3 separate regions of the Mus musculus genome follow, and all the other regions are linked to region 3. A link is a loop called in an ENCODE intact Hi-C map of the cell type or tissue named here. Cell type or tissue: left cerebral cortex. All regions are shown on one strand.

Region 1 (8,000 bases), 790 kb before region 3:
AAATTTCTATGTTATACACATAGAGCTACCTTCTCTTACAGTTCCTCAGGGCCCACAGAAATATTTCAGTTCACATTAAAACAGAAGAAGGATGAATAAAACCTAACCAGAATTATATTCATCTTTATACTAACATAGTTCTAAAATACCAGTTTTAATATTTTTATTGGGAATGTAATATACAGAGGCAACTGTGCCTCAGGGTCTAGCAAATTCACATAGTGTGGTGAATATATCGTTTTCGTATGATGTTATAAGATTTTCAGATTGTCTTCACTGGTATTTTTTTCCTTTCTTCCTTCCTTCCTTCCTTCCTTCCTTCCTTCCTTCCTTCCTTCCTTCCTTCCTTCCTTCCTTTTTTCTTTTTCTTTTTCTTTTTCTTTGTTTTCTTTCTTTCTTTGTTTCTTTCTTTCTTTGTTTCTTTCTTTCTTTCCTTCCTTCCTTCCTTCCTTCCTTCCTTCCTTCCTTCCTTCCTTCTTTCTTTCTTTCTTTTTTGAGGCAGGGTCTCTGTGCCTAGTGCTGGTTATCCAGAAACTTGCTACGTAGATCAGGCTAGCCTTGAAGTCACAGAGATCCCTCTGCCTTTGCATGACTGTTAGTATTAAAGATATGCCCCACCATGCCTGGCTTGGTCACTTTTAGGATTTGGGCGAGGCATTTCTTAGCAGTCCAATAGCCCACAAGAAATGGTCCTAGGCAAGCAAGCAAAAAAAAAAAAAAAAAGACCTGCAGATAGAACACATAAACTTCTGTCCCTGGGTTTCTTTGATGATTCAGCTTACCTGGTGCTCTGTGCTCAGGGAGGCAACTTAATTAAATTGCTGTCTTTCTTCAAGGGTATGGGAACTTGGGAGTCTTAGCTGGAACTTAACTGTGTTCTGAGTTGGGCTTGGCATGGAAGTTAGGAATGGTGGAGATCTCCCTTTTTCTGGAAGCTAAAAGGAAGAATTTCAAAAATATTATTCCCCACCCCTCCCGTGCTTGGCATCTAAAGCATGTTTTCTCATGGCACAGATGGAGAACATGCAATGACTCCCACCAAGCTTGCTCTGAAGTCCTCTTCTTCATTTATCATTTTGAGGGCTACCTACAGTTGCCCCTAATTAGTCATATCCTCTAACACTCCTTAGTGAAGTTAGGTTAACTTCCATTTCTCTCAAAGTGTGTGCTGTGAAGTTTGCTGACCTGTGCCTTGAACATAATCTGATGTTGCCTTCACTTGCAACCAGTCCCTTTTGGAACGTGCTGTTAGCGCTCCATCTAGAGCTTACACACACTCCTTTGACTCTATTCATCTTCAGTTCTTGTTCCCCATCACCCGAGAGATCCAAAACTAAGTTTACCTGTAGCTCATGGAAAGGCTACAGGACAGTAGAAGCCACAGTATCATTTCAACTGCAGTCTCAAGCCTGACTTCATAAGAAAATAACCTGGGGCCCATGCTTTAAAAAAAATCCAGATGCACAGGCACACACCAACAATAATTGAACCAATGTTTCTGGAGTGGGACGCAGCTTCATATAAACTTCTTCAGCTCCAGACAAATCTAAATTTCACCATGGATTGAGAGCTATTGTTTTATAAAATTTATTATGACTATACAGTTTTCTGTTAAAAAAATACCAAAGAAGAATTTCCATTTTAATTTGGTGCAAAGAGTGGGGTGGGGATGGTGATTATACCTTACCTTTTGTAGTGTAATAGGGATTCGAAACCTTGGTGCCATTGATAGCTGGAGTTAGGAGCTGTGCTGTGTGCAGATGCTAGCAACTAGTGCTAATATTTTCCTCAAGTAATGCTAATCAAAAAGTGCCTCGAGATGTTGAGTAATGTCCCCTAGGGAGAAAATACCTTCCTTTTCTTTTTTCCTACCCAGCTTGTTGAGAACTATCACTCTAAAATGCAAGCTCTTGGCTGTTCCCTGTGCATATTTATATTAGTTCACTTTTTCACAAATGAGCTAAAGTTTGGGAAAGCTTAGAGTACAGAATAGAAAAGTAAACACAATTTAACTACATGAACTTATGATTTACTTTGAGCTAAGCATATTTGAATATTTTTAACTTGCTAATATTATAAACATACTTGCATCTAGAAGTATGGTTTAATTTTAAGGTAAACGACAACACCATGAAATAGGAATTTTACTTTTTATGATTGAAACTGTTGTATAGTTGTTAATTCCCACGTTAGTTTCTTTAAACCTCTATTAGTGAGGTGGCTAACTTTTAGATAGTTTTTAGTCTGTCCTAAACTAAAACCCAACCAGGGATGGAGATGGCTGAGCAATTTATGAGTGACTCCTGCATTTGCAGAGGACTGGGGTTCTGTTCCCAGCACCCACATCTGGCAGCTTACAACCATCTTTAACATAGGTGATGCTATGCTCTCTGCTGGCCTCCATGGGTGCCCTCAAGCATGTGCTCATACTATCATGTATACACATACATATAGATAAAAGTATCTGAAAATATCTAATGATCTTACTTCAGTTAAATATAGGAAAAGAGAGATCATGGACTAAAAAATGCCTCCCTCATCTATGCACATAACAATGTAAAAAGAGATCATGAATTTATTTGAAAGAAAGGGCATACAGGAATGTTGGGAAGAAAGGAAGGGAAGAGGGAATTGATGTAATTATATTATAATCTCAAAAACAGAAGTAAAAAATGAAAAAGAAAACCAAGGAAACATGGACTTAAAGTGTTTAGTGTATCTGTATAAGAATGTGATATATAATGTATGATTGAAAAAGGTCGTCCTAGATTAGCAAAACAAGCATGACTTGTCCCATGTTCTTCCTCCAGGACCCCAGTCTTTGAGGCAGCTATGCCGCCTGAGAATCCGGAAATGCTTTGGCATTCGGCAGCATCATAAGATTTCTGAGCTCCTCCTCCCGGAAGACCTGAAGCGCTTCCTTTTACACCTCTAATTGTGGAGGGACTGGATTCGCAAGCAACTGAAAAACAGTGTTGAAACTCTTACCACTGGAGTTTCAAATAAATGAAGGTTTATAATGGTAGACGAGTGGTTTCTTTTGATTTTATTTTTTCTAGTAAGACCCTTATTTTAAAAAGAGCACACAGGGTACTTCATAGTATTGGTTAGAGAGTGTGAAGACTGGTTGTCCTCTGCTTAAACGTGACTGTCTAAAAATAGCTATTGGTCTTGAACATGTCCTACATGCCAATCACCAAGCAAGGAACACTTTATGCATCGTCTAATTGAGCCTTCACAGCTAACTGCCCAGGTGGTACTATTTACTACCTTTGCCAGGTGATACACTGAAGCTCAGACTGATCAATATATCCAATTACTGAGATCAAGGACAGAGGAGCCAGATGCAAACGTAAATTGTCTGCTGTTAGCCTGGACAGTTTCAGCTAAGACAGAATTTTCTGTTGTTATGGTCTTGGCATCTCCATGACATGGAACAGGAGATGAAGGAGGACAGTGTTTCTTTGTTTGTATCTGTGCTCTTAACCTTTTCTCCTTTATGGCACAACTGGCTGCATTAGATGTAGAAGCACGTTTATTTTCCACCTCAAATCCCATATGCGTAGTAAGTATATTCTAGAACTCTGCTGGGCAGTATAGTAGCTGCTCTTCAGAGCTTGCAACTGTGGGTGATTTTCATCACTCTCCCATTCCCTCATACTCAAATATTGACAATGGCTGCAAACAGTTTTAGTTGTTTTTACTAAGATTTGTACTACTGGGTATTCTCAACTGTGTACGATTTGGCATCTAGCTGGTTGTCATATGGTTCACAGGATAGCCTCTCACCCATAACAAAGCATTATCTAGTCAACATGCAAATGGTGCCTAGGTTGAGAGACCCTGAAATACATATATATGGCAAATTAAAACAAAACAGAATCAGTTAAAGCCAAGGAAAATGGAAACTTCACCTTAGTGTCACCGGCCATGAAGTAAGTGTTTCTAACCATTCAGGTGAAGTGGCCACTGTGTTGTATGACCAAGATATAGTTGCAGAAATTTCTATTAGACAGGGTTCCTGAGATAGTTAATGGATTTTAACTGCTTTTCCATTTCAGATTTACACAAAACCTAGTGTGGATGGTTGTAGTTCTTGTTTTGAGAGATGAATTTTGAGGTTCCATTAATATCATTATAAAGAAAATATTGCAGTCATTTAAGGGAAATCGTTACATATGAGATTACATATGGTCTACATGATCTTGAAAGATATATCCGTTATAATTTTCTGGTGCTTCTTAATTTAACTTGCTATATGGAACAAAATACCCATGAAAGGAGTTACAGAGACCAAGTTTGGAGCTAAGACGAAAGGATGGACTATCCAGAGACTACCCCACCTGGGGATCCATCCCACAATCAGCCACCAAACCCAGACACTATTGCATATGCCAGCAAGATTTTGCTGAAGGGACCCTGGTATGAGGCTATGCCAGTGCCTGGCAAATACAGAAGTAGATGCTCACAGTCATCTATAAGATGGAACACCGGCCCCCAGTGGAGAAGCTAGAGCAAGCCATAAGGAGCTGAAGGGGTGTGCAATCCTATAGGTGGAACAACAATATGAACTAACCAGTATCCCCAGAGCTCGTGTCTCTAGATGGTTATGTATGTAGCAGAAGATGGCCTATTCGGCCATCACTGGGAAGAGAGGCCCCTTGGTATTTCAAACTTTATATGCCCCAGTACAGGGGAATGCCAGGGCCAAGAAGTGGGAGTGGGTGGGTAGGGGAGCAGGGCGGGGGGGGGAGGGTATAGGAAACTTTTGGGATAGCATTTGAAATGTATATAAAGAAAATATCTAATAAGAAAAACAAAAAAGAAAAAAAAAAGAAAATGCCTAGAATACGCTTCTAAAAATCACAAGTTATTCCAGAAGATGGCGCTATTGGCACATACTTCCTAAAGCAAAAGCCTTGCTACTCATAAATGTCCAGTCACAAAATGGTTTACAACAGAGCCTCTGGAAATTTCCATTTGGGAATGAAAACTTTGTGATAATAGATTCTACCGACAATGGTTTCTTTCTTTGGTTCTATAACCCATATATTTCTAGTTTGAATAAAAACCCCCCTTACCCCCCAGTCTGTCTGGCTTTTAACTGGACTATCTTTTCTCTACTCAGAATTTATAGATAGCTAATGAACAGAGGCATTCCTGCATTTTTCTAGTTTATTCCGTTCCATTCAGTCACTGAGTTTGTTTATTCAGGGATTATTTAGTGAGTGGCTTTGTCGGTGGCAGTCACTATTCTAGACACTAAGGAGGAAAAGTTAATGAGATTGGCATAGTCTAACAACAGATACGGTTTCCTAGCTCTTACATTGTAGTCAGCCTTTTGCCAAGGGGCAGGAGCCGTGAGCAATTTTGCTAGTGTTTTTCAGAAAACATCAGTTTAGGGCTAGGAAATTGGCCCAGAAAGTGTAGGCATGGCAACCAAGTACCCAGGATGATCCCCGGAACCCATGCAATAGTCGGGCACAGCAACGCACACTTTTCCACCTACTTGGAGCAGGGGCAAAGGCAATCTAGCCAAAATGGCAAATTGCAGGCAGGTTTAGGAAGAGATCCTGTCTCAAAGGAAAAGAAGGGGAGGAGCATTCGAGGGAGGAGGACACTTAGTGTTGACCTTTCGTCTCCACACAGAAAGGGACAAATGTTCATGCATACATACTAAACATATAAACATGAACAGGGTACACACATACACACACACACACACACACACACACACACACACACACACACACAAACAGTAGCCTGGTGTCTCATGTAAAATGTTTCTGATAAACCCTTTCTATCGTAATCCAAAACTAACAGAATTACTAGAAGAATATTACAATTAAGCAAGTCATAAATCCATACAGCAAATGGTCATTGTCCCAAAAATGTCAGCACAATGCCCCTTGTCGCAATTTAGGGAAATGTAAAAGCACTTCACTTAGCGGTAGAAAGAAGTCCTTCTTTAAACGAGCCACCTTTATGAATATGGATGTGATTGCATTTACTAGTGGTGTACATCTATGAATGCTTTGTTAACCAATGCAGTGCAAGCAGTTATATCATCAAAGCTGTATAAATGACACTTAAACACCCCTCCCCACTGTCCTGGCTAGGTTTATGGCAACTTGACATAAACGAAAGTCACTGGAGAGGAAGCAACTTCAATTGAGAAAAACGCCTTAAGCCTGTGCCCAGCTCACCTTCCATGCCAAGCTCTGGGCTGGTGATCTTGAGTTCTATAAGAAAACAGCAAACTATGATGAACAAGCTATTAAGCAGCACACCTCCATGGCCTATACACTAGGAGCCTCCAGGTTCCTGCCCTGACTTTGATGATGAATTGTAATATGGAAACAATAGGCAAAATAAACCTATTCCTCCCCAAGTGGCTTTTGGTTACGTGTTTTGTTTTGTTTTGTTTTGTTTTGTTTTGTTTTGTTTTGTTTTGTTTACAGCATTAAAACCCTTCAGATATCCACTTTAAAGAATGAAGAATGTAAGCTTGGTTTCATGATGCCTTCTTTTAAAACAAGTAAGCATTCTATCTGTTTTCAGATGGCAGTCTAACCTATTATGTAGACTAGTGTGTTGTTGCTTTCCAATATTTTTCTTGTTTTGGAGTAGGTGTACATGGCTAGCATAATTCATGTTATGATAAATGAAGAAAGCAAGAGAAAAGGACAGGAAAAGGATGGCCTTTTAATTCTAGCTTTGGCTCGTGTGTCTGGTACTCCGTGTACCAGTCTGGAGTGGTCAGTCAATAAACAGGCACGTAGGGTTCCGAAAGAAGGGACTCACATGTGCTCAGCTGTCTATTCTGGGCACAGGGGTGGGGCTTTACAATATGATTAAAGGCCAGCCTTCAGGGTTCAAAATAAGATCATGTCAGGATTACATGTTGATAAATAGCTCCTATTTCTCAGGGCTCACAAAAAGATAGGCATGATGAATTAGTGACTCATATTAACCTTAAAACTTTTATCCCCCCTTCACAAACAGGGGTACAGAAAGGCTAAGGGGATTCTAAAACGTCTCAGCAGCTGGTAAATCCAGGCTAACTCGCAGAAGCCTAATCTCTTACCAATCACATGCTTTGCCCTGTCCTTTCTTTAATCAACTATAGAGCTCTGCTCTACAGATCCTAAACACCCTTTCCAGTTTCCTAGTGTCCCTGGAACATGGGTTGGGAAGCAGCTCTGTAAGTCATAGGTTTCACTGTGACACTGAGAAACACTGTTATGGTGTAGACATTACACAGCGCTTTCTAGGATCACATGATTCAGCCTGAGAGAACCCAAACTTGGTAACTCTTGGGGCAAGTCAACCCCTGCCTTCCAGTGAGTCGAGTAGATACAGTACAGCTCCATCTTGGAAGATTAAGCTTGGTATTGCATATTAACTTGTTTTTATGAGCCAAGAACACTGTGGACTGACCTTGTCAGTGACCAAAATTCCCCTGTCATGGGATAGGGTGACAGAGATATTACCTATACTTTAGACAACAGTGACTACTCATTTGCTGCTCCTGAGTTCGCTGTTTTCTTTCCATCTGTAATCATCTTAGGCTGCTACCCAACAGATTATTACACATTTACTGGATTAATGCAACACAAATTGCTTATCTCATCATTCCTATAGGTCTGAATTTCAGGTGTAGAGAGCTAGATTCTTGGTTTCTACAGGACTGGAACAATAGTGTATTAGAGACTTCTTTCATCTCTGACTCAATAGCTGAGAAGAAGCAACTTAAGGGAGGGAAGTTTTACTTTGCATTATGATTTAAGGAGATACAGTCCATTGTGGAAGGGAAATCATGACAGAGAGCAGCTTTCAGCTGAGGCACTCGACTCCTGAGGCTGCTGGCTTACATCTCAGTGGACCGGGGAGCGGAGAAAAAGGAACACTGACATTGACTTTCTCCTAGTTCCTTTTTTATTCAGCCTGGCTATGCTGATGGATAGTGCCCCCAACCCCAAACTCATGGCAGGTCTCTT
Region 2 (8,000 bases), 820 kb after region 3:
CTTGGTGATGAACAGCAATATGGAAGTGTAAGCCGAATAAACCCTTTCCTCCCCAACTTGTTTCTTGGTCATGATGTTTGGGCAGGAATAGAAACCCTGACTAAGACAACAGGATAGCAAAAACAATTCTTAACAATAAAAGAACGTCCAAGAGAATCACCATCCCTGACCTCAAACTGTACTGCAGAGCAGTAGTGATTAAAAAAAAAAAAAACTTCATGGTATTGGTATAGAGACAGGCAGGTCAATCAATGGAATATAATTGAAGACTCAGAAATAAACCCACACACTTATGGACACTTGAACTAAAATTCTGAGTTTATCATTCCCAGGGCTTTTACTTTCTCTTGTATTTCAGATGTCATCCAATATCTTTTCATTTCTTTGAAAGCTCTTCTGAAACAAATCTATTCTGTTCATCTTAAAACAGTTTTAATTTTAGTCTTAAATTTAAAGAAACATATTCTCTTGATGTAAATGTTGATGTCCATTTGAAATTATTCAGTTTGTTGGTTTTTATCACGTATAGGATTTTGCTTTTTTTTTTTTTTCCTTTCAGTGCTTTAAAATTGTCATTCCAAGCTAAGCATGGCGGCACACATCTCTGATTCCTGCCGTTAGGAGACTGAGTTAGGATAATTTTTGAGTTTGAGGGCAGCCTAATTATAGTGTTCCTTACCCACAAAAATGATAAGACAGGGCTGAGGAGGTGGTTTAGTGGTTAAGGGCTTGCTATGAAAGTAGACTGCAATTCCAATGTCCAGAACCCAGATGAATGCCAAATGCATGGTGACTAGCCTGTAATTCCAGTCCCCAAAGGTAAATACTGGGGACCCCCAAAGCAAACTGGCTAGGGAAACAAACTCTGGATTTGTTTGAGAGACCCTTCCTCACTCAATAAGGTAGAATAGCAATTGAGTGTGGTTTTTAGCATCAAACTCAAGGCTCCACATACATACAAACACACATGTACCCACAAACCCACATATGCCCATACACATGCAAAGAAGGATATACACATATACATGAAAACAAGAAAATGGCATTCCATTGCCTCTAGGTCTTATTTCTGTTGGGAAGTCATCCTTCATGATGTTTTCTCATGTATCCCTCTCCTCATCAGTTGCTTTGAAGATTTCCTGTACCTTTGACCAGGCTGTGGCTACCTGTGTTCTTCACTGCATTTTTCCTGTTGGATGTTGACTTCGTTTCCTACACTCACAAATTTATGAACTTCACCGCTGGGAAACTTGTAGCCATTAGCTCTTCAAATTCTTTTTTCATTTCTCCCTTTCTCTCTCTGATCTTAAACACCAATTACACATATGCAAGGTCACTTTATATCGTCCCACCCATCAGTGAGAGCTGTTCGTATGTATTTCAACTTCTTTTCTTCCCTAGTCATTGTGTTTGAATAATTTCTACTGAGGTGTCTTGAAAATTCCTCCATCCTTTTGTTTCCCTGTTCCAAGCTGCTGTTAAAGCTATTCAGTAAATAGTTACTTCTCTCCTTATAATTCACAGCTTTAGATTCTTATGTGATTTCTTTTGTAGTCTGTCTTTCTATACTTCTGTTCCTCATCTTTTTATTTGTTATAATTCTTCCTTTAGGTTCTTGGGCATGGCTAGTAATAGTTTACAGAGTTCCTGTTTGTGAACTCAAGTCTGTTTCTATTCACTACTTTCTTTCCTGCTTCAGGTCATATGTTTCTACATTTTAAAAAAAATCTATTAAGTGTGTGTGTGTGTGTATGCAGAAAACCACTAGTTGGACATGTGTGGAAGTCAGAAAACCACTAGTTGGGAATTGGTGCTTTCCTTCCATCTTGTTTGGAAGGAGAGTCTCCGACACTGTTTCAGTCCCTGGGGCTATGTACTCCAACCAAGCTGGCTTGTAAGCGTCCATAAAGTCTCTCATATCTACCTCTCATCTTGACTTATTGTATCTGACTTTTATATTTGGGTTCCAGGAATCAAATTTGGGTCATTAGGTTTGTGAAGCAAGCATTTTTACCTACTTAGCCACCTTTCTGGACATTTCTGTTTTTGTGGATAGATGGAATTTTCTATTCTATATTGGACTCTGTGGATGGTATGCTTTAAAGATTTTGCATTCTCTTATCCTCCGTGAAATATTATTGGGCTTTGTTTTAACAGATACATAAATGACTAGCTTATAACCTTGAACTTGTGAAGGCTTGATTTTACACTTTGTCAGTGTGGATCTGTTTCATCCTTAGTCTCAAGGCTAACCCCAGTCTTATAAAGCAGAGTAGCTTTCTCTGCTGTTTCAAAGGAAATCCCCAAGTGCTTACTAATGTCAAAAATTATTCTCTCTCTCTCTCTCTCTCTCTCTCTCTCTCTCTCTCTCTCTTTCTCTCTCTCTCTCTCTGTATGTCTGTCTCCTGGTATTCTTTTTTTATATTCTTAGATTTTCTTTGGTGCAGGCTCAAAGAGGGGTTCTGCATAAGAGTTAAGTGGAGATTGCATGCATATTTGTATGCATTCATATGGTGTTTATATTGGATTTAATGGGAGATTACATGCAGCTTCCCTAGTGACTCCTTTTAGGATTGTACCAAATTCCAGCAACTCTTGAATCTCCTAACTTGATCCTCTGACACCCCTAGCCAATATGACATCAGCTTTCAGATTGAGTTTTAGCCTTGACTGAAGAATGCCTTCAGGAGAAAGCTGTGTGTATTTGGCTTTTCCCCGATGCAGCCACTGTCTCTCAAGAGTCAAATCCAATTTCTGCCTTCTTTTGTCACCCCTTTGCCTTATCATGGTTTGAATGTGCACTGTCCCCCACAGTTCAACTGTCAACTCATGTGTTTGAATACTTGGTCCCTATTTGTACTCTTTGTGGAAGAGTCTGGAAACTTGAGGAGGTGGCATCTTTCTGGAGACACTGACTCAGGAGGAAGGGGGCTGATCTTGAGATTTTATAGCTGAGGTCTGCTTCCAGTCTTCTCTTTGCCTCCTAAGTGCAGACAAAATGTGGCCAGCCATTTCCTGCTCCTATTGCAATGCTTTCCCTACCCTGGTGGACTCCACCCTCAAACTAAAAGATAAAGTAGACTCCTCATAAGTTTCTTTTGTCAATACAGTTTGAATAGTATTGCTTCCGTAGACTCTCCATGCATAGACATGGGCTTGAATGCATGACCCATAGGGAGTGGCATTATTAGGAGGTGTGGCCTTTTTACAGGAAGTTTGTCACTATGGAGGTGGGGATTTGGGGTCTTAGGTGCTCAAGCTATGTGCCACACACACACACCCCAGCATGACACACAGTTTCTCCCTGTTGCCTGTGGATCAAGACATAGAGTTCTCAGCTCCTTCTCCAGCACCATGTCTGTCTGCACACTGCCATGTTTCCTGCCATGATGATAATTGACTAGACCTCTGAAATTGTAAGCCAGTTCCAATTAAACGTTTTCCTTTATAAACATTGCTGTGCTCAAGGGTGTCTCTTCACAGCAATAAAACCCTAACTAAGACAGTCAGGTATTTTGTCACTGCAGATGGAAAAGTTATTAATATGTATCTCTTCACTATCAATATTATGTCAAGAATTTATAATTTATGTTTATAAGAAGTAAGACTGGTCTAAATAAACTATTTCACAGTAACTAAAACTGGATTTCATCTATGCAAGTGGCTTGGAAACTTGCTCTGTCCATGTACCAATTTAGCTTCAACATGCTCCTGTGTAATTAGGATTTTCTTCTTCTACAATATAAGTTTTCAGGTCAAGCATAACTTCTCAAATAAACTTCTCATTATATTCGCGGCTGAAGCATGGAAATCGCTAACATCCTTAGCTTTTTCGTTTTCTTACTCAATTAAGATGACAGTCTGGTTGGGAGCACCAAAGTAAGACTAAGTGGCTTTTGTGAAAATGTGGGATTTCACACGCTATTCCACTGAGAGTGCGTGTGATTTCTCTCTCCTGGCTGTACATTAAGCAATCTCCCAACCTTCACCTACAGAGCCCCTCCTCAGATAGCAAAAAGCAGCTTTCAGGCATGTCCCCATTCCTCAGAAGGCATCCCTTTACCCACTAGTATTTTCTTTGCAGGAGCTCTAGGGAAAGACAAAAATTGACACTAATGGTAACTCTTTACCACATATCACAGCTCACCATTACTCAATATTTCCAGCACACTCTGTGATTTACAAACACAGTAAAAGAGAAGAGCTTGACACGATGTTGTAACTCTATGGAGGAATTCTTCATATATATCACTAACTGATAAACACCCTCTCTATTCAGAGACTACTCAGAATGTTTCTCCTAATATACTCTTTGGCAACTCTAACCATTTAGAGTAGATAAAGATTCGAAGTATTCGTTATCAGATCTGACAGGAATTTATATTCAGAGTTTTGTGAGGTATTTTTAGTTCTGGGATTTTTCTAAGCAGTTCCATCTCCTAGAAAAGGAAATGTCTCCTCACACTTTATGGCTTTGTTTATTATTCACCATGGAGAGTCAACAGCTGAAATTATATGACTACAAAATGAGACTCCCCTTTAGTCATCGTCTGTGGGACACAGATTTGCCTGGCTTCTCATTCCACTATTGAGTTCCAGAAGTGGAGCTGCAATTGTCTTTCCTCAGGACACCTGCGCCCCCACATTAAAAAGCTAAGCATACTGCAAAACACGAAATTCTCGGAGCCTCAGATCAGTAACTACTCAGCGTCAGAATCTACAAAACATTCCACCACAGTTCTCCTTAACGTGAATTGAAGAACTAGCTGAAAACCCAAGAAATAAAATTGATTGATTGTGTCATGTCATACTAACCTCTTTTAATCAAAAGCATATATTGCGAGAGATACAAGACATGTTTATTTCAAACAGCATGCATTTAGGTAATTCCCCACTTATTGCTGGACCAAAGCACACAACCACCACCACCTAGAGGTAAAATAGCTGGATGGCAAATGAGGTGGTACCTGTGGTTTGTTTAAGAGTGAATGCAATGCTTTTAAATCAAACCTTAAAATTTTAAGTTATAGCATAATCCACGATGAAAATCAGACATCTGTCAGGTGGCCACAAGATAGTCTGTACTATTTGAGTTTTTCAGAAGCTGTAGTCAAAACCCAGAAATTCTAGACATTTCCTCCATGTTTTCAGAAATAATTGACTCTTATGCACAAGCATGATCCACAAATATTCACTCAGTAACAAGGCAAGGCTAAATAAGAAAGATAAAAAGGGGGGGCTTGAAAGTGACATATTTCAGCCAAAGACAGAGTGTGCTTGCTACAAAATGCATTGCATTTAGAAAGTAATACTAATAAAAAATTAGAAAAGAATAACCCAGCTGGAAATGCCAGGGGCAAGTGATGTGGTAAAGATGACATCTACATTGATGAAAAGAGATAAAAGTTGGGCTCAGCTATGTGACGCAATGTATCCATGTAGACTGAGTGAAAAACCTGAGAGATAGCTGTGGATTAAGATGAAAGACAAACCTGGACATCAGATAACAGCCTAAAATAAGTGCTAGACTGCCACAATACAGTTTTCGAAAAGCAACACGTATGCAATGGAGAGACGGGACAGAAAGAAAGACCTCATCTTTTTCCAGTAAATCTCTGGGGCCTGTCTGGGTCTGCAATGTAAAATAATGTCACTAGCAAAGATGAGGAAGAAAATCCCTCTTTCCTCAGAAGGAACAAGCATGACATTTGAGAACTACACTTCCTGTGACCCAAGAGCTCTGCATACTGATTCCCTTAGTCTTACCAAGAAGACTGGAAGAATAGTACATTCACTTTAAAAACCGAAAAGTAGCATTCAGCTGTCAATTATCACGCAGCGCTCTGCACAAGCGCTTTGTGAGCATCGCCTCATTTCATCTTAACAGCCCTTCAGGTAGGCACTAGCTCCAGTTTCCAGAAAATACAAGTATTGATGGTGATAACCCTTCCTTTTAGATCTAAATGAGCAGGGTGTGGAACCCCATTTTATGAAAACTCCTCTAGGGGCTTACTTTCTTGTGGTTGTCTCTGCCTGTGAATGGCTGCTTTCAACTGAATCGGTGTAGCTTGCTGTCTTGATTATTCCATGTTGTTGTTTTGTTTTTTTCTTCTTCTCCTTTCAGTTATACTCTGCACATTTTAGTAAACACACACATTTTTTTTTCACTTCTTCAGTCTCAGGCACCATATTTCGAGGCCTCGAGAGGCGATATGGCTGAGGGCATTGTTCTGGACATCACAGATGGAGGACCCTTCTGGCAAGCCTGAGAGTTTCGTTAGGCAGTGGTTCTTTCTCATCGCTCAGGCGATCCCCACATCCTGCTAGCTCTTGCTCGTGTGTCACCATTAGAAAGTGGTGGTGTGCTCCTCTCGTTCTTTTTTATGTTGGACTGCCATCTGCTGTGCCATTTATAAAAGAGAAAAATGCACGGCATTGTTTGGAGCAAAAAGACCGTGAACAAAGCAGGCGATGTTGTTTCGTGGGGTTTTTTTTTTTTGTTTTGTTTTGTTTTTTTGTTTGTTTGTTTGTCTGTTTGATTTTGTTTTGTTTTGTTTTGGTTTTTGGATTTTTTTTTTGTGCTGTCCATGAGAAAGCAACTTCTTTCTAGTACGGGTACCCGGTGCAGGTGAAGAACTATCTGAGTTCTCAGCCATGATTCTATTCACTCTGGAGACCTGTTTAGACAACCAAAAGCTTCATTCCATAATCAAGGCACCAGCTGCTTGACAAACTTTCTAGAAGCAGCAAGTCTTTTAAAAAGTGCTTGTTCCCTGCTCTCCTGTCCTCTCCGCTGAATGCTAAAGCACGACTGTGACAAGGATGCAGCACTCTTTTCTTGATGAGAGGAGGTCTTCCATATTCCCAGCTAATGATGAATTTGCTTTTTAAGGAAGGATAACCTTGAACTTCTGTTTCCCCTGAGTGTTGGGAATGAAAAGTGTGGTTCACCAGACCCTGTGTATATGGGGTTGGGGTTGAATCCAGAGCTTCCCACATGCTAGACAAGCACTCTATTAACTGAGCTGTAACAAGCTCAGCTTCTGGCATTCAAACTGCCAACATTTCTTCCTTTGCAACTTTGATAGTAAGATGTAAACACTGGAAGCCAGATGATCCCTATGTGCCTGCCCTGAACTCTCCTGGGAAGCTTTGGATATCCAGTTCCACTGAAGGACAAGAGCTCAGTCAGTAGGACTTGAACATTGTTGACATCCCCCCAAAGGATCCCCACATTCTGAAGGGCCAGGCCCAAACCTTAAACACAAGATGGTGGTATAAAGATGCCAAAACCTGACTTGCATAAGCACCGCCCAGGGAAACTTTGGAAAAGAAGGAGGAGGGAGGGAGGAAGGGATGGAGGGAGGGAGGGAGGGGGAGAGGAGGGGGGAGAACTGGAAAGGAAAGAAAGAGAAAGGGAAAGAAAATAAGTAGATCCCCAGGCCCCTCACCAACCATGCCTAATATCTGGGCTTGGGGCTAAGTTACTTGTATTTTTCTAATAAAACATAAGGAATTTCCAAGGGAAGACAGTTCTGTAAACACATGCCTGTCATCTTTCAGGGACCACAGCAAAATGGCCAAGGGAGATAAATTTGCTCATCTTCTGGGGCTTCAACACAGCAGTTTCACTTAAACTTCAGTTCCACACACTTCCCTCAAGTATCCATTGCCCCCAGGACCTTCCCAGCCTTCTTTGGGTTTAGGGATTAGCTCTACATTCTAAAAGGAAAACTAAAATAAAGCTGAGCTCTAGAGAACTGTTCAGTTTGACAATCCTTAGGCAATGCACCATTTTCTGTTCTGCCTCAAGATTAGACTTCTTTCTCCTTAACACCCAATCCCTTGCAGTTGAATCAACAGACACGGTGTCTGGCCTTATGTACGGTAGATGCCTGATAACTGTATGGAAGTGGATGACAAGTGTGTAGAAGTATGCCTGGATTAACAGTTTGATATTTAAAACTTGTTAACGGCCTTTTTTACTTATACTTGGTTTC
Region 3 (8,000 bases):
GGCCTGATTCTTGCATCATATCCTGATGTTCTTCCCATTAATTTATCCAAGAAATCTGAAGGAGATAGGGTCTGCGAGGGATGTTTTCCAGACCTGGAGTCATGGTCTTTGCAGAAAGCTTCCCTAAACACATTATTACCTCTTTTAGTAAGAATTACCCTTTCATTTTCTTAGAACTAATACAGAGCATTTGAACCACAATTTGCAAAAGATATTTAATACAAGAAGAAAAATTTGAGGTCTTGATCAACTTCTCAACTTGAACAATTTTTAAAGTTAACTTTAACTGAATGAGAAGAATCAATCCTGAGCAATGTCAACCAAGTTGCTGAACTTTATATTTTGTTGAAGGTGGGATAATGTATATTGATTCAGGTTCCAGATTTGTGGATGTACAAAGGATTTTTGTTTTTAGAATTATCAGAGAACTGAACACAGTTATTTAAATTCACATGATAACATAATATCAATTCTTCATGGCTATAAAAATCATTACATTTCAGCTTTAAGCTTATCTTTTACCATTTATGAGAAATATATAATAACAAGATGGACTGAATAATACAGTTAATTATTACATGCTTATTTTCTCACTTGCTACCATTCTATTGCAGCTATCAGCATTAGTCTTTTCCAGTGTGTTATCTGAAAAAAGAGCCTTTACTTGGTATTTTACCACCATTTTAAAATAGAACCATAATGAGTATGTTACTTGAATTATTTTCTCAGTTCTTATTCATATATGAATATGTAAATTGCTGATTCTCCAATAGCTCATTAATGGAATATCATTTCTAAGGCATTGGACCTTTTACATTATCAAAAACAGGAAAAGGTAATCAAAAATTTCTCAGATTTTTATATCCATTTTAGAAATCATAAAGTGTATATAAAATCACATATTTGTTTTATAAGATAAATTCTTTCATAATACATTTCTAGTTGACTGAATGTCACTAAAGTGTTTGTGTGTACATATATGTATATGCTGTATATATATATATATATATATATATGCATGTGTTTTAAATAATTTGTTACTTCTGCCATTAAGATAATACAACACTCATATCAATTTTTCAAATCAGAGGTATTAATTATAAGTGCAAAGATGTTATGAACATTTGGTGGGAGTTAAAAATTGATTTAGTCATCCAGAAATACTCACATTTCCATATGCAGATTCATCTGATTAATTGAATATTATTTTACTATGATGGTGGTTGGAATGAGGCTGATGATGATGATGATGATGTTGATGATGATAATGATGATGGTGGTGGTGATGATTCTAACAAAAACCCAGCCTACAATCTTTCTTAATGATAGTAAGAGGTGTAAACCTGAAAAGAACATAGGGGTTTTTCCCAGTACCCATAGCATTATTTCTATGTGTTCAATTTCTCCTGGTTCTGTGAAAAAATAAAATAAAATCTTTTAAAACATTAAATGACCTATATTTTGTTTTAATAGCATTTTTTTTTATGTCTAGCCTGTCTTAGACTCTATGTCATTAACTGGATATTTCACTCACTGCCAATAAAACTGATTGAAGTATCAATTGATTTCACAATTAGTAAATTATATAGAGAATACAAGCATGCAAATATGACATCTCACTTGTTTTAATTATCCACACCCCATTTCTCATACAGACATAAGTACAAAGATGTCATTTTTAATTAAATTTTGATATGCAATCAATTCTCAAATAGACCGAACAAGAGGATAGAGTTGCATAAAGATATTTACTACTTGAAAAAAATGTCTAAATCATAGACTTCATAGTACAATTTTAGTTAGTGAGATATAAGAGAAGTCCCAAGTTGGCTGAGAATCAGCGTTCTTATTTATTTTACATCAAATGAGCGTGCTCCTGGGGAATTAATCCAATCACTTCCACCATATGAAAAAAGGAACATTGCACCCAATAATCCCTTTAAATGACTTCCAGAAGAATTTGAAAGCTAAAGATATCAACCTTACACAGTAATGTAAAGAGCACACAACTCACTAGTCTAATCTTAATATCACATTGACGGCGAAAATGTGTGCCAAAATGCATAAAGTGCAGCTATATAACATAAAACTTGCTTTGGTGAACATTTGCCTCCCTCCCACCATAATTAAGCTTTTTTTTTTTTTTTTTTAATGAACAAAAGAAAGCAAACTCTCCTCTCCGACATTGGAATAGTAGGATTTAGGGAACAAATAGACAGATCATTACATACTTTCTCTTTCAAACAGTTTTCATGTGGAAAATATAAGCATGCAAAATCATTTCACCTACCTGAAGTGGTTTGTCCCTAAGAAAAATGCAAACAAGGCTGTCAAAATGTTCACTAGCTGCCGGTACATTCCTGTTTCTGTGATGGTTGTGGAAAATATCCCGAAATGATTCCAGAAAGGAGACTAGGACAAAGTGCCTATTTATTGTCCAGACTCAAAATCTGGCAGGAATCTAGTTTCCTTGAAAATCAAAAAGAGATTTGGGGTTGTACAGTTTGCTGAGAAAAAACAAAAAGTGCCAGTCTTGGGCATCATGGTCAGGTCAAACCAAGACTCAGAACCATCAGTTAGCCCAGGAGAGACAAAGCCTCAGAACTGATGAATCCCCTAGCTGCTTTTCCTGAATAATAAAAATGCTGTTACCTTAATCGCATCACCATGCAAAGGGGGCTGGTGACAATGCCACGCTGGAAGTCAGGCTGCTGTAGCTTTTGTTTTATATCTTTTCTATTCAGCAAAGCCCCTCTCCTTAGGAAATGTTCTCTTTTAAAAAGAAGTTGCAAATGAGGGAGAAGAAAAGACTCTGTATATTGAAGTGTTTGGGGGAAAGAGGGAAAAAATGCTGCGATCCTGTGCTGGAATGAGAGCTACAGAAAGAGACGGAGACGTGATCTTACCCAGCCTATAAATTTCAGCACTCGGACAGCTCCTAGCTCTGAAGTGCGCATGTTTCCTTTTTCAGTAGCTTGGGGCGGGGGTCGGAGAGAGGCTTTTGAGAGGAGATGAGCCTGCTGTTGAAATGCAGAGTGACTGATTCTTTGGTAAGGGGCTACTGAAAGGAGTGCGATAACAACTATGGCTAGAGTCTGTGTAGAGGGAAAAGGTGAGGCTAGGGTCGAGCTCCCAGAAATGCCTGTGGGTAGGCGGGAAAGGAGTTTGAAGCAGAAGAGACTGAAAGAGGATTAAAAGTATCAGAAAAGTAAACTAGGACAACAGAGAACAAGATCCAGGGAACTGAAATTATAATAGGGATATAGGAAGTCAACATCTAGTCAGCGGAAGCTAGAGGAAAAGCGAAGTCCTGTGCTGAAGGCTGAAGTGGAGAGTGTATTTCCTCGGCATAGAGAAGCTTTCACGTACAAAAAAAAAAAAAAAAAAAAAAAAAAAAAAGGTGCGCGGAGATCAGCAATTTAGAATATCTTCTGCCTTTCTCAGCTCTTGAGTGTTTTGTTTTGATTTTAGCCTCTTGTTCCTAACTGATCTATCTTCCTACTTGGGAAAGTTCGTTCTACTGTTCAGTGCATAAAATCTTGGGGCATCCTCAAGTCGCAAGTAAATACCAAAAGGGAAAGAAAAGGACAGTGAGCCAGCAGGGGGCAGTAGCAATCTTTTCCTGCCCGAATTAAGGTTTGAACAGGGTTCCATGATAGAAATGGAGCAAGAAAAAGTGAAGACTGGGGGCTTAGTCTCACCATTGCAGTACAGAGTGTTAATCACCAATAAGGGTCAAATAATTAAGTGGATTTTTCCTCTTCCCACACTGGCTGAAAACTGATTGAAAGTTCCTGAGTTCAGTTCAAAGCATATCACATAACCTGCTCTCTCCAAATGAATTTACCAATACTATTAATAAAAAGAGAAAGGGGAAATATTTTAACAGTAGTAACTAGTTTCCCTTGAAAATGTGCACTTACGATGAAGTGGGTGAGGAACTTGCATTTGTCCATGAAATATCACTCCTTAGCCACCTTGGCACTCTACCACAGGACTTGATTTGAGAATGCTTTACTATTGTTAAATTTATCCCATAAATGACAAGCTTATCCTTGGGTTGGCTTGAATATCAAAGAAAAGTCACAAAAATTTTATACTTTTTCAAAAGTAGATTCTGAGAGGAAAAAATATCTAAGTTCTTTTCATTTTTTTTTTTTTTAACACAGGAAGGTCCCAAATTATGATACTGTAGACCCGAGGAGAAATGAAGAACTAGAATACAGTCTTTAGGAAACCAAATGTCTGCAGGCTAGGTAAAGAGGCTATGCATGACAAAAAGACAGAATAGGAGACAATCTTGGAGTCCACTGTGTCACAGGAGAAAAACTGTGAAACAAGACCAGTGGTATTACAAAACATGGACTTGTCAAGTAAGATAAAAGTAGATAAAGAATTCATTAGCAAACTGAATGAGAATTCTTTCTGTGACTTAAAAGGTATAGAATCTAAATTGAGAGGAACTGAGAAGTAAAATAAATAGGGTAAACTAGATGCTCTCTAAATCGTCTTCCAGATCTCAAATAATAGTGTCACAATTCTGTGCTAGCATCTGGGTGTTTCTTTTACAACTCACTCCATTTAACTCCTTCTAGTATATTAACTTGGCTCTGTTTTGAAAGAAGGGGTGAAAATTTGTTTTACTTTGAGCATAATTACAGTATTATATTTGGGACAGTCATTTTTTTCTACTATTATCTCTTCTTTATTTTGGGGATATTCTTAAGTCTTCACACTCGCATGTACACATGAGTACACACGGCCTTTTCCATACTGAATTAACTGAAGAGGTATATTTCCGGGAACTGATCTTATTTTGGCTGGAGTATCAGGCCTGCAGAGATACAATCAGGTCTAGAGTTTCTGTGTGGTGTAGATGATCTTTAAAGTGAACAGATTCAAAACTGGAATAAAGGGATGTCTCACACTACACCATAGAGTTTTTGTTTGTGTGTTTGTGTTTAAAATGAGGCACTTTTTTCCTAAGTTTAAGTATTATTAAAACAAATGCATGGAATTTATTTTGAATGTAAGCAGAATGTATGACTTTGATATATTTTATCTCAGGAAAGATTCAGAAACTCTTATTGTCTGAGTGATATAAAATGCTGGTGAAAGGTCACTCAGAACCTTGCTGTTCATTGTATGACCGTGGGCCAAATCCATGGTCATTAGGTAAGAAGAACTTATTAGAAATCTCTATTAGACAATATTATGATACTATAATTTCCCTAGTCTTTTCCTGTAAACTACAGATACACACACTCACACGTAGACACACAAACATATATATGACTTAGTCATCCATCTGCTTCTTTGATCATTTCTGCTTCATATCTCTATATATCTTTAAATTCCTCCCATGATTAAACATGTTTGAAAATCCCCTCTGACCTTCTTCTGTAGTATCTACTCCACTGTCACCAACCAATGGACAAAGCACGCTCTCTGAGATGTCTTTTTCATGCACCTCCACAATGAGGTTTTCACAAAGCTCCATTGATTTGTCTTCTATTTGTCGTCTACCTTTTTTTTTTTCATCTTAACTTCTCCAATCCCAGTTGTGAGATTTTGATGCTGTTGTGTTATGCACCTTACTAGTCCACTAGAACCAACAACCTCTTTAAATATGCTCCAAGCAGAATGAAGGATTAAAATTAGAATCTGATTATGCATAACCTCTAATTAATGCTATGGTTCACCACTGATCTTTGGGTACAAAAAGAAAATTATTTAATATGTTCAAAAAGTCCCACATAATCTGATTATACTTACACTTTTCCTCATCTTGACCCTTTTACAGCCTGTCCGTTTTAATCAGTTTGAGCTTCTTGGGCTTGCTGTAGTGTTTAATCTCATAGAATGCTCAACTACATTCAAAAAGTCTTTCCTCATGAAGACCTTAACTTATGTGGGATAAAAATGGGGTCCAGCGTCCAGCCCAGGGCTTGGCTGCTGGGTGAGGCAGGACGTGGGAAGTCCAACTGTGTAGACCCCATGCTGCTGCCAGGTAAGGCTCGGGGTCTCAAGGCCTACACGGAGGCCGATTTTGGCAGGGCCTAGTTCTTGGACACCACAGATGCTCCTAGATGTCAAGGAAGCTGAGAACAGAGTGTGGGCCCAAAGGAGGGGCTGGGGGGGAAAGCACAGGAGGAGGGAACTCTGGCAGGTTCTTGCAGGGAGGAGAGTCTTTGTCTTGCTGGGCCGGGTGGCATGGTGGTGGTGGAAGGAGCTAGGAATGAAGGGGCCTCCTGGCTGGAGGTTAGATGGGCAGATCTTTAGAGGAAGACTTGCTTCACTGCTCCAGTGCTGTGGATCCTGATGAAATGAGGCAGTCCATGGTTTTAAGGCATTTATTGTAGAAAGGCAGAGAGAAGGAGAGAGTAAGGAAAGAGGGGCCAGATATGGCCACGTGGAGAGGCAGGGTGGGGGGAGAATGGAGAGAGATGGAGAGAGACAAGCAGGAAGCAGGAGAAAGAGCAAGAGAGTAAGAGCAAGAGAGCAAGGAGGGGGCAAGCAGCTCCTTTTATAGTGGGCTGGGCCTACTTGGCTGTTGCCAGGTAACTGAGGGAGGAGGGCACCTGGCTGATGACAGATAACTGTGGGGGTGGAGTCCAGACAGAATACCAGGAGCTTGGCTCCTTGTCTACATGACTGATGGCCACAGAATTATGGAGCTGGGGCCTCCTGTCAGGAGTCTAGTGTCTGGGAGCATGGCAAACAGCCCTTGCAAATTAATCTTCCTGGTCTCCGGGGTTTAAACCTAGCTTGACCAGAAAACAGGCTGCCTTTCATGGTCCCACAAACTTACACAATTCTATCAGCTCTTTCTACTATAAGGAAGTTTAATATTCCCAATCTCTGATTCATGAACCATAGTTATCATTTCATGAATAGTCTGGTATGATTACCTAGTGTTATGCATTGGATGCAGAATGACTCTCAAATCATAAAATATTGGGAGTTTGGGTCTCAATGCAATCAATGTTCAGAGACAGAGTTTGGTGACCATGATTGGATCAAAATAGTTTGAACTTCTCAATGGATTAACCTAGTAATGAGCTCATAATTTAATGTCTAGTAAAAGGTGGTAGAAACTTTAAGAAGTTGGTTTTACTTGGAGGAACTAAGTCACTCGAAGTGTGTCCTTGTAGGCTATATCTTGTACCTTATTCTTTGTTTTCCTTGTGGCTACCATGATGTGTCACATAAAAAGAGCATTTATTGTATCATATACTCTATCACCATAGTGTTTTACCCCAACACAACCTCACTACGACAAGGTCAAGCAATCATTGGCTGAAAGTTCTGAAACAACAAACCAAAGATATCTTTTTTCTCTTTTGAGTTGGCTCAGGCATTTTTTTTTGCAGTGACTTATATGCTTAGATAAGCTTTATGATGAACAACAATAGCAGATTCATTCCATTAATTCACTCCCATATATTCAGTGCTAATGACAACACATAGAATGATGATGATGATAGTAACTAGGGTACAATTTTAAACATACACTCAGAAATGCTGATAAATGTCATAATATAAATAGTTCTATAGACCACAAGTTAATTCTACAAATGTACTTATTACAAATCAAAGATTACGATTATGAACATTTGAAAGGAAATCACATTCAGTGGATCAGAAGATTTTAACATGAAATAAAAATCAAAATAGAGAGTTACAAATCTAACTTACTTATACTAAGTTCTACTTCTAAGACTTGTTGGTTATGTGACCATGGGCAAATCATTTCATCCTTCTGAGCCTCATTCTCATATTGTGTATCATGTCAATAATGTTATCACTTCAAATCATAGCTAAGAAAGGATTTCAGGTTATTATTCTCAGTTCCTGGAATCTACTTGTTGTTCAAATTTAGGTTTTGACTTGGTTCTTTGGAGAATTCTACTTTCAATGACAGTAAGACTCAGGAGCTTTGAAAAGGTCTTATTTGCAAAGCAATGAACATCCTGAAGTCTAGTCTTTTTATGCATATA

What was found. Hi-C counts contacts between places; a loop is a spot of excess contacts. Peaks named below come from ENCODE experiments on the same cell type or tissue, not always from the same donor. Only the 100,000 strongest peaks of a DNase experiment are listed, where the experiment ranks them.
Region 1: a loop joins it to region 3, with 5 times the contacts of the local background. A loop is called at or near these places in 3 of 42 quality-filtered maps.
Region 2: it touches region 3 in a loop (20-fold over the local background); 7 of 42 quality-filtered maps call a loop at or near these places.

What each region holds. Positions count from the first base shown.
Region 1 is chrX:164,536,730-164,544,729 of GRCm38, forward strand. It overlaps Asb9 (ankyrin repeat and SOCS box-containing 9), which reads left to right. Exons shown (of 8, transcript NM_027027.2): 8 at 2,811-3,023. The coding sequence ends at 2,935. Among named protein-coding and RNA genes, the nearest start is that of Asb9, 43 kb to the left of the region's middle. In left cerebral cortex, a CTCF peak has its summit at 4,883 (motif pointing right); DNase peaks (open chromatin) are centred at 4,898, 5,192 and 5,403.
Region 2 is chrX:166,141,313-166,149,312 of GRCm38, forward strand. No RefSeq gene overlaps it. Among named protein-coding and RNA genes, the nearest start is that of Gemin8, 25 kb to the right of the region's middle. In left cerebral cortex, CTCF peaks have their summits at 4,938 (motif pointing left) and 6,400 (motif pointing left); a DNase peak (open chromatin) is centred at 6,360.
Region 3 is chrX:165,324,512-165,332,511 of GRCm38, forward strand. It overlaps Glra2 (glycine receptor, alpha 2 subunit), which reads right to left and starts at 2,882. Exons shown (of 9, transcript NM_183427.5): 1 at 2,291-2,882; 2 at 1-123. The coding sequence starts at 2,358. In left cerebral cortex, a CTCF peak has its summit at 3,593 (motif pointing right); DNase peaks (open chromatin) are centred at 2,985, 3,105 and 3,581; H3K4me3 peaks cover 1,766 bases.